Regions from separate parts of the Homo sapiens genome. Here region 2 is linked to region 1. Evidence: read pairs that join two places in POLR2A ChIA-PET (ENCODE). Cell type or tissue: PC-9. All regions are shown on one strand. Links, peaks and the distances in the headings refer to the core of each region. The heading gives the core; the rest is flanking DNA.

Region 1 (5,387 bases), core at 134-5,133:
AGTATTTCTATTTATTCTCTAGTTACATCTTTTTTTAAAAAAAGGTTTTCTAGTTACTAATTATCTGGCAAGGAAATAAAATGCAAAATGTCAACTTATTAAACAAACACATGCACACACACACGTACACACACAGAAGTTTTCTTAATAGTAATGTTTGTTATAATTAGTACCAATAATCTAACATATTTTTATCCCATTATATCATAACATTCTTTATCCCAGAATACAGACCACACTATTTTATATGCAATTTTTAAAGATAAATCAAATTATTAATTAATATCTTACCAGATCTCACCCAGCACATCAAACAAAGAAAAATGTATACTCTCATTTGGAATCTGAGAAAAGCAAAAACAGCACTCAATTCACCAAAAAGGAAATTCCGTAACTCATTGAGGTTTCTCTTTGGTAGGATCATCACAGGCTGGCAGGTTCTTCTGTAAAAGTTCACTGATTTTTGCTCCTCCCTCTTGGTTGAAAAGGTGAGGTAGTTTGTTTTCTCCCACTTTAGCTTGTGGTTGTGGGAAGGATTTTTAAGTCACAGGCTCTGTAATAAGTCACAAACAAACCTTCAGCTACACAAGTTGAATTTAAGGGAATGATAAATCTAATTACATCTTTCTGTATTCCTTTTAACCTCAGGATTTCAGAAGCGGTCAGGAAAATATGCAAATGTGATGTTAGAAAATGCTAGAAATGGAAAGAGTCAGAAAAAGTTGTGGTTTATATTCACTTTGACTACAAACTAAGATATCTTTATATACCATAAATCAATAATGAAAGCCATATCCATTAAGCTCTTTCAAGTATAAAAGATGAGCTTTTCATATTTATGTTATTTTACATCCCCAAAGCAGGGGCTATTTTAACATTCAAAATTTTGGCTCATCACTTGAGGCTAAAAGGTGAAAATTATAAAAAAAAAAGTATTTAATATGATGACCATTTTAAAATTAGCATACATTTTCTTTTTACATGTTTACTTAATTATCTTCTTTTCTTAGCAATGGACTTTAGTAAGCAAGAAAAATTGGGAGTTGTTCTAAGTACATAAATTGAAAGTTTAAAAATTAATTCATTTTTAAAAAATTCAAGTTTCTCTAAAGTTCCAAAAATACAGTAAGAACAGAAGTGTTTTTTGTATGTTATAAATCTGCAGAAACTAATCTGAGGTCTGGGGAAGTATTTGAGAAAATTCACAAACAAAATGAAGTATTAGTTTAAAAAAATCACAAACATTTAACTGCTGAGGAAGTTCCATCATTATTTTGAACTGTCTGATCTCTGGGTGTTTTACATGAGATTTCCATTTTTTAAAAAATACCACCACTACAATTTGTTTGAAGACCAAAAATAATCTAGGTCCTTCCACAGCACTTAGCTGTAAGAACTGCACCTCTCTAACAAAGATATAAATAAGCCACATCATTTCAGAATATGGGAAGAAAGATAATGTGTCATACATCCTAGAACAAATTTTTCCTAACAAATTTTACTTAATAAATTAAAATACAAATCTTTCCTCCTTCACTTATAATTTCCTTTTCTCTTTGTGCTTTCAATGTGGCATTATAATATGACTCTTGCACATTTACTTTCATCTTTATGAGTTCATACTGAAAAATACTGGCATATCAGGCAGTATAATATAGAGTTTCAAAATTAAAAATCATGCTTCTTCATTATCATGTATTTTGCCTACTGCCAATATGAGAAAGATGAGGTTATTAATGTTCATTGCATTAAATAGGAAAATATTGGGGGATGACAAAGTTACAAAATGCCAATAGTTTAGTAAGACAATCTATTTGAGCACTTGTTTAGTCCTCCTTGGATATAAAAAATGATTGTAAGTAGCTTACATACACACTTACAATGTAAACATTAACTCAAAGGGGATGTTCATGATGATGATGTGATGATGATGATGAAGATTTAAAATTTATTGAGCCCTATGTATCAGGCGTTCTTCAAGCACTTTACAAGTGAGTTAATTAGTGTTTGAGATGGAAAATCATTGTTTATCACAATATATTTTGTCACAACCTTTTATTAATTTGTCAATGTGTCAAAATGTTTAACAATCTTACCCTTTGACTCAGCAATTAAGCAACAAAGATACTTCCTACAGAAATCCAAGACACTTTCCTACAGACACATCCAAGGTCCTTTTATGTGGCAAATGGCCTACATGTGCACAAATATATGAGCAAAGACATTCATCTCACCATTCCAATAACAGTCAAAAAATGAAAGCAATATAAAATCTAACAATGAGAGATTAGTCTAATTAGGTATCTACTGTGGATTAAAACTAATGATACAGATTGATCAGTATTTATTGGTGTAAAAGGCCTTCATTACACCTTTTTCATTACAAAAAGTTTTAGAGGGCAGAGGGCAAGCTAAAAAACAGTATTATATAGCATGCTTTATTTTCCTAAAGTGTGATATATATAAATATATATATATATTTTCCTAAAGTGTGATATATATATATTTCAAAGTCTGGAAGGTTTTCCTCCAAAATAGTTATCTCTGCATGATAAATTTGTCAGTAATTTTTACTTTATTTCCTTAAATTTTAACAATATTTATTTATAATAAACATCTAATACACATAAAACAATTGAAAAACTGTATTTACTTGACAAAAATATGGTTCAGAAAAAATCAGAATAAAGACAAAATAAGTGTTTAAAAAAGTGAAGACAAAAATGAGTTCAATTTAAAAAAGCATCCAATAAAATCCCTTAATAGTAGTTGGCCAACCTCCTTTCCTTCCTTCCTTCCTTCCTTCCTTCCTTCCTTCCTTCCTTCCTTCTGTTTCAGTTGTTCATTCACTTATGCAACTTTTATTAAGTACCTATTGATTTCCAGGCACAGACTTTGTTGTTGGGGATACAAAGTAAAGACATTAATTTATTTAATCTGTATTCTTTCAATAGCTATTTATTATACACCTACAGGTGTGTCAAAGATTGTCTTAGGTACTGAAATATATTTACTCTATACTAGTTCCCAGTGAGAAGGACTTGACAGAAGTGTACCTAGGGAACTATGGAAGCACACAAGTGGAGTGGCCAGCTAATTTGGAAGGCAGAGTTCAGAGAAGCATTGCAGGACATGTTGCCTGGGCTTAACTACAAAAGAGAGTAAGAGTTGGCTGCACAGGGCCGGGCACAGTGGCTCACGCCTATAATCCCAGTACTTTGAGAGGCCAAGGCGGGTAGATCACCTGAGGTCAGGAGTTTGAGACCATCCTGGCCAACATGGTGAAACCCTGTCTCTACTAAAAGTACAAAAATTAGCCGGGCATGGTGGCACACACCTGTAATTCCAGCTACTCAGAGGCTGAGGCAGGAGAATTGCTTGAATCTGGGAGGCGGAGGTTGCAGTGAGCCGAGATTGGGCCATTGCACTCCAGCCTGGGCGACAAGAACAAAACTCCATCTCAAAAAAAAAAAAGTTGGCTGGGCAAAAGAAGATAAAGAAATGAGCTCTAATTATACATATATAGACATACAGAGGTATACATGTATATATACATATATTTTCATTTATTATATGTTCATTCAGCTAGGGACATCAGACATCCTGATATAAATGAAGAAAGGCTAGCTCTTTATAGAGTGTTACATGTATTTAACCCATTAAAACCTGATATATGACTAATGGTACAGTAAATACTGAAAGTGAAGTGAATTATTTTTAACCTACTACTAGATTTATTACCATGCATGCATTCAATATGAGTTAAGAAACAGAACATGCTTACATTAGAAAAATGATATATTGAGATCATATTCTGAAAAAATTGCTAACTACAGAAGCTGACTTTCAGAGTTTATAATATTAACTAAGTATTCTAGAATTATAAGCACTATAAACTTATGTACGGCCAGAAGAGGATATTATAACACCAAAATTATGCACATTTGTAGACAAAGAAGGATGCAAATTTCAATAGAACAATATAATATGAACATTAATTACAAGTGTAGTTAAAGGTTTGTAGCATACGCACTCATATACATGCAATGGTTTAAACTGAAACCTGAAGATACAGCTTGCATATAAGAAGTGTCTGAGGGGAATTCAAGGAGGAAATATGTTGCTTTGATGAGATTTATGAAGTAAATGAATACAAATAAATCAAGAGGTCTACACATAACAGAGACTTGCAAGTATCCATTCATTTGATCAACATATATTTATTTGCCTACAATATGAGTGTTTCCTTAACTCCTTCTTACTGTACCGCAACTCTACTGATGATAGAGGAAAGAAAAAGGAAAAAAAAAAATGGAGACAGGACTTATATCAGTTGAAGGTAACTACTGAAGTTACTAGCATTTATATTATATTTGTGAGGGTAGAAAGGCTGTCTCTCCCAAAGTATAAGCTTTAGGAGGTCAGACTTTTATATTTCCCTTTGTTTTCCAAGAATTAAGCATTCAGAAAATACCTATTAAATGAAGTAACTATATTTAGTCCAATCCATTCCTTAAGAAACAGAATCCGAATTCCAAAGAGAAATTACTTGTTCAAAGTAATAAAACTATGTAATGTCAGAGATCAATTAGAAATTAGGATTTCCTAAAATGTGTACCTTTTCATTAGAAAAGATGACTTTTTTTGGTCCATCAACCAGATAAAAGCATGCTTCCTCAATTCAAAATGAAATTTTATCACGATGCCAAACTAAAGGTCAAATAATGTTCTGATCACCTATATGATATTCATGAGATGATCTCAAGGTCCTATGTAGACGTATGGTAGCTTCAGAAAGGAAGCCAAGTTAACAGTTGACAGCTGATTTATCAAAGTATTGAGATTCTAAGTTTTCTTTCTCCTTTCTTGTAATTTTATTGTTCATAAGACTTTTATTAAAAACAAAAATTATCCCCAAGAAAGAACTAAGCCTTTAGCCTGGTACACCATATACAAAGTATAGCCCTGAAACAAAGTACAGCCGTTGGATCCTGACACAAACCCTAGCTGCCATCCTCAAAAATTCTGGCTTAGACACAAAACTGGCTCACTCTCACCAGTATATCCCTTGGTATTTGCTTTCTCAAGTTCCTTTTGGAGTCCACTTAAAACCTCTGCGACCAGTTTCAAAAACTCATCTAGGGAGCACTTTCTAGGAAAATAAACTTTAATTCTAGTTTTCTGTTGTATCCACATCCATGCAAACATCGATTCTTTCAAAAATTATTTATAGTTTAATATCTTCATGATTTGTTCATTTATTCTTTGGACCCAAAGAAATGTATCTCCCCGCATTTGCCTGGGAGCTTCTGCAATGAAGTTACCACAATTTAAATCATCTCTACAGTGACTTTATTTAAAATGTTGATTGAATAAATCCAAAATCA
Region 2 (5,387 bases), core at 158-5,157, 190 kb before region 1:
GGAGTTGAGCTGTGTGCTATAATCACCCGAAAGCTTTAAGTCACACTGTTGCCTAGGTCTCACTCCAGAGATTCTGACTTAATTACCCCATTGCAACTTGGGTTTGAAGACTTTAAACACTCCTCTACAAGGTTATTGAAATATGCAGCCAAGGGTGAGAAGCATTGATTCAGGGTGAGGAATACATTGGCTGTATGTGATTTTCATGTGTGCTTTAGGGATTTGCCCCATAGCTGCTCCTGAATGTGGGGTCTTAGAAAACATCTTTACCCTTCAAAGCATATTCTGCTGATTGGCTAAATTGCAGCAGGAAAAAATATCAGCAGCTCTGTCTTTATGTCACTTGCCTTCAAAGCAAAAGGTTTTTCAGGCACAGTAATTTGATTTAGTCTGTGTTAAAAATCATAAATAGCCTAGAAATACAAAAAAAAAAAAGAGACAGAGTTTGCAGATATGTGGAGTGCATTATAGGTGTTTTCAAATTTCTCCTATGATGAGAAATTAAAAATAGAATGTTGGGCATTAATTTCCTAAACTCAGTGCTCAGCCATTTCCTCAAATTGTTTCCAGTTTTTCCAAGAGACTTCAGAAGCATTCCCTGGAATGAATTATTTCCAATGGTGAAGAGTACTAGATGGACAGGATGAGAATCTCAAAGAAATCTTGCTTCTATTTCAGAAGTGCCACTGTGCAGCACCTTGAAGGACCAGGAAACCTGGTTGAGGAGTGTGGTCTACGGAGGTGCATAGGCTTCAGAGTCAGGCAGAGTTGATCCTGAGTCCCAGCCCAGCTGAGTTAGAAGCTGTGGGACAGTTATATAAACCTCATCTGCAAAAAAAGGCCATACTAAAATTGATTGAAAACAACAGCAAATTTTTAAAATTTCTTCTTGTGTTCATGCCTTGACAATGGATTTTATAGTGGTTCCCATTAAGAGACAGAATTTGTTTTCCACATCTTGAATCTTTATGGCCTTATTTGCACAGGCCAAAGCTGTGCATATGACAGTGTGCTAGTTTGGGGCCTAGGCTCAAAAAGTCTCAAATGCTTCCGTTTTCTTTTTCAGAACCCTTCCATCTCCATGAGAACAAGCCCATTTTGGCCTGCTGGGCAAAAGCCAAAATGTCCCCATTGACAGCTCACTTACAGAAGCAGAGCCACTTAATTCACCAGCCGTTCACCACTCAACGTCTGAAGGAGCCATTCTGAGCCCTGAAGAATAGCCCAGCTGAGCCCAGCCTAAATTTCTAACCAGCTCAATCATGAGCGTTTGGGATTGTTTATTATGCTTACTAATATATACAACCATTAAAGACAGGATGCCAGGATGCCAGGACAGATTGATTACAAATAACCTGCAAATGCTTGGCACCCTGTAAGTACTGATTTTATTTGCCCTTTATTTAGAGTTAGATTTGTTGTTAGATGGTATTGAGTTATATGGAAGTGCAGGTAGATGTGGATGCATATGACTGGTGCTTAAACGCACGCAGTGCCCCACACCACAGGAGAAAAACACACAGTTACAGACAGACAATTAGGTCCAAAGCCAAATAGCAAAATAAGGAGTTTGACTTTTATCTATTCCCTCCACATCTGAACTCTGGAGGTCAAGGCTGTAAAGAGATCTGAAGACATGGTGTTCTCCCCTCCTGGGGCCCCATCATTTTTTGTTTACTGTTTGATATTTGAAAGGAAGAGAAACTCCCATCAAACAGCAACTGGGAGACAGTGGTCTCTACGTGACACTCTCTGCTTGCAGCCCCTGATCTCTCTAGGGGCACTGACCCTCCCACCCTTGAGCCTGAGGAGAAAAGTTAGTAGAGAGAGGCCAGTAGTTGGTAGGGAGAGAGCCCACTTCCAGCAGAAAAGAGGTGTTCAGGCCTTCACCTCCCTGAGATCGGAGCATCAGAGCCCTCATGGCTGCTGGTTTGAAGTAAAATGTGCTGCAAACATAAAATACACAGCGAGTTTAAAAGATTTAGATCCAAAATATTTATAATTATTTGTTGACCACACATGAAAAATAATATTTTGGGTATAATGGCTTAAACAGTATTACAAACAATTTCACTTGTTTCTTTTTATTATTACTATTATTTTTGAGATGGAGTCTTGCTCTGTCACCCAGGCTGCAGTGCAGTGGCACAAACTCAGCTCACTGCAACCTCCACCTCCTGGGTTCAAGCGATTCTCCTGCCTCAGCCTCCCAAGCAGCTGGGATTACAGGTGCCCACCACCATGCCCGGCTAATTTTTGTATTTTTAGTAGACAGGGATTCATTATGTTGGCCAGAGTGGTCTCGAACTTCTGACCTCTGTCCTCTCAGAGTGCTGGGATTACAGGCGTGAGCCACCATGTCCGGAGTCTTTTTATTACTATTTTTGATCTGGCTAATAAAACATTTAAAATTCACAATAGCTAACGTTTTATTTTTTAGAGGATTGCTTCTCTCTTAAAATCTTAGGTGTCCCACTCCAAAGACCGGCGGCCAGAAAGGTTATGAAATCTGAAATATTAAATAATTGTCATTATATTGCTTCCATTTGTGAACAACGTGTGTGTGTGTTTTATAAACGAACATAACCTTCATAACGTTATACACCACAATGCTAAAAAATGACCCCTGGTTAGAGCCAGGCGCAGCACAGACAGAAAGCCCTGCCTGAAAGTGACTGGAGCCAAGAGCCTGACACTCTCGGCTCATTCCGTACAGTGTATGGTAGCATCTTCTGACACGCAAGGCCTGAGGGCGCGGTGCCTGCACTACTATCCAATCAGGGCGCTGGGGTGGGAACTGTCCAATCAGGCGCGCAGCCAGGGAGGAAGGGGCGGCTTCCGGAATCTGGCGCGGCCTTTGTCTCACTTCAGCCAGAGAGCGGGGTTAGGGCTTCATTGCCTTGTGTCCTCTGCTCCGGGAGACTTCGGTGATTCTGCCACTCCCTCCGTCGCTCTGTGACCTGCTGGCATTGAATGATTTATAGCTAAGACTCCAGGACACCCCTGAAGCCGAGAAATGGTGAGTGTGGGGGGCAGGGCGTCCCGAGACTGGGGAGGGGACTCCTTGGAACCGGCTGGACATGGCGGTGACGGGACCTAGTCTGCGAGTCGAGTCCTCTGCAGCTCAGCCCTCAGTCCCCTCCGGTGCAGGGACTCCGGGCGTCCTGTCCTGTCCCTGCACGGCGGCTTTGGCCCCAGCCTGTAGCCCTCTTTGCGCAGCTCTGCGCCCGCAGCCCTGCATCTTCCCCAGGTTGTGAGGTGATGAGGCGAAAGTCATCGGAAAGACGCCGACTCGGTGTGCAGGGTTCCTGCGTGGAAGGAGCTGTGGTCCGTGGGGTCCCCCGTCCCTACCTTACCCTGTTCAGAATTAGACTGAGGCACCATTAAAACATAGACAGCTTATATGAGTAAACAGTGATTAATTAATGGGACAGCGCTCAGCAATGGTTTGTGGTTTGGGGGCTACTAGAAGGTCTTGAAAGAAAGGCTTGTATAAGGTGTGTGAGGAAGCAAAGACAATTAAATAATTGGGTACAGTTATGTAGTCGCTTTATTTGGAGTGTCTGGGTGGAAATTTCCTGGTTATGTAATCAGGGATTAATTGGAGGTTTGTAGTTGTTTAAGCTTGAATTTCGTTTCCTCCTAAGGTAGTAACTTAGAAAAAATGCATTTGAGTTAGGTTTCTTTTTTTACATAGAGGCCTAGACCACTAGAGCCACTTCAATCTAATTGACTGCTATGTAATTATTTTAACTTTAATCAAAGACACTGGTTTTCGCCTGCATTTTCCAAATGTGTGGCAAGCAGGGTCTCACATCCACTACTCTGTTCTGCCAGCCTAACCTGGCTTGAAGTAAAATCTTAAATTTCCGGTTTCTTGCTGACATTCCCCAAAGGCAACTTCTCCCCTCCCATACATTATCAACTATTTTTGTCCTTTATTGCACATTTCAGAAACAGTATTTTAATTAATCACTTTTTCACAGAGCAGTGGATGGCAATTTGTAAAATACTTGTTTTCTACTTACAAATATTTCACATGAGAAAAAAGCAGAAAATAATCCCCTGGCACTCAGCTGTAAAAAATCTTTCTGCTGTTTCTCCTTGTATCCTCCCTTAGCACAAACGCCCTTATTAGGACATCTTGGGATTGAGGTTTTCCTTGGGAAACTTTATGGGGCAATGTTTCCTTAGCCACATTCGGGCCTTTTTCTAGTCCTGAGTTTTAGAACTGTCTTGAGATGGCCCAAGATACAAACCAGAGCCATGTCTTTTGGGAGTTCTGGTGAATATCAGCCCTTTGGTAATCTTCCAGAGGACACAATGAGGGATGGGAGTACAGCTTCTCAAAGGAGCAGCTGAATGCCCTGGGGGTGAGAGAAATATCCAGGCTTACCCTTCCTGTAAAAAAAGAATCCCTTGGGATTTTTAAGATTTTTTTTTTTTTTTTTCCCCCAACCCCAGTTTGCATTCCATGGAAACACATTGCTTGTCAGCCAATCAGATGCTGGTATTCAGAGAAAAAGATAGACTATTCCTGTCTTCTGAATTGTCTTATATTTGCGAAGGGAGAGAAACTAACCTGAAGGACAAGAAAAACCCACCCCAGGGAGGCAGTGCAAGAACCTGCAAAGCAAAAAGCGGAGTGGGGCACAGTGCAGTGTCTCCTGGGAGGGTGGGCATTGAGCACTTCAGTGAGGAGTATGGGGGTGAGAGAAAGTCCCAAGGGATAAGGTGGCCTGATTTGACACTTGAGTCAGATGTCCCTGTTCCAGAAAGCACTGCCACTCCCTGAGTTTGTCCCCCTGTATAGATTTGCTCACTTATTTCAACTTCGGTTTTTTTAATTAACTGTAAATTGGATCTCAAAGGATAGGCAGAAAAGGGCTTTTAAAAAAAGTTGGAAAGAGCAAATCAGATTAGAAGGAAGGTGAGAGAGGGTGGGCAGAATGAAGGGTGGCAAAATCAGATTCTAAATCAGAGAGCGTTCAACCCTGAAGTCAGCTTTTTCTTAGGAGGTTAATAAAGAGAGATTGAATGTTGAATCAGGCTGAGAATAGGTCAAAGTTCAGGGATCTGAACAAATAGGCTTTTTTTTTTTTTTTTTTTTTACCATCGAAGATGAAATTGTTCAGCCAATTGTATATGAGAAAAAGATGGAAATGTGTGGTCCGTGTCTGACTCTGTGGTAGGTTTAGAAAAAAAGAAGAGAGAGTATTATTGAAGTCACAATGGGAAGGGTGTCTCTTTTCGTTAAGCTGATTTCGGAGAACAAAAAGCATGAGGAATTTTTTGTCACAGCTATTTAGCAGAATTACCTACCTGCCCCAGCTTTCACCACCACTTTTTCTTGCCCTATGCATCTCTGCCATGTGGCTGTTCCTGAG

The links. Peaks named below come from ENCODE experiments on the same cell type or tissue, not always from the same donor. Only the 100,000 strongest peaks of a DNase experiment are listed, where the experiment ranks them.
Region 2: POLR2A ChIA-PET joins it to region 1 with 5 read pairs; 2 of 35 experiments call an interaction of 5 or more read pairs at or near these places.

Annotation. Positions count from the first base shown.
Region 1 is chr21:14,210,509-14,215,895 of GRCh38, forward strand. LIPI (lipase I) reads right to left here and starts at 447. Exons shown (of 10, transcript NM_001302998.2): 1 at 292-447. The coding sequence starts at 337. In PC-9, for the core only: no CTCF peak of the experiment used is centred there; no DNase peak of the experiment used is centred there.
Region 2 is chr21:14,024,579-14,029,965 of GRCh38, forward strand. It overlaps LOC105377134 (a long non-coding RNA gene), which reads left to right and starts at 2,854. Exons shown (of 3, transcript NR_188593.1): 1 at 2,854-3,019. RefSeq lists an enhancer at 3,246-3,315. In PC-9, for the core only: no CTCF peak of the experiment used is centred there; a DNase peak (open chromatin) is centred at 2,793; H3K4me3 peaks cover 1,345 bases.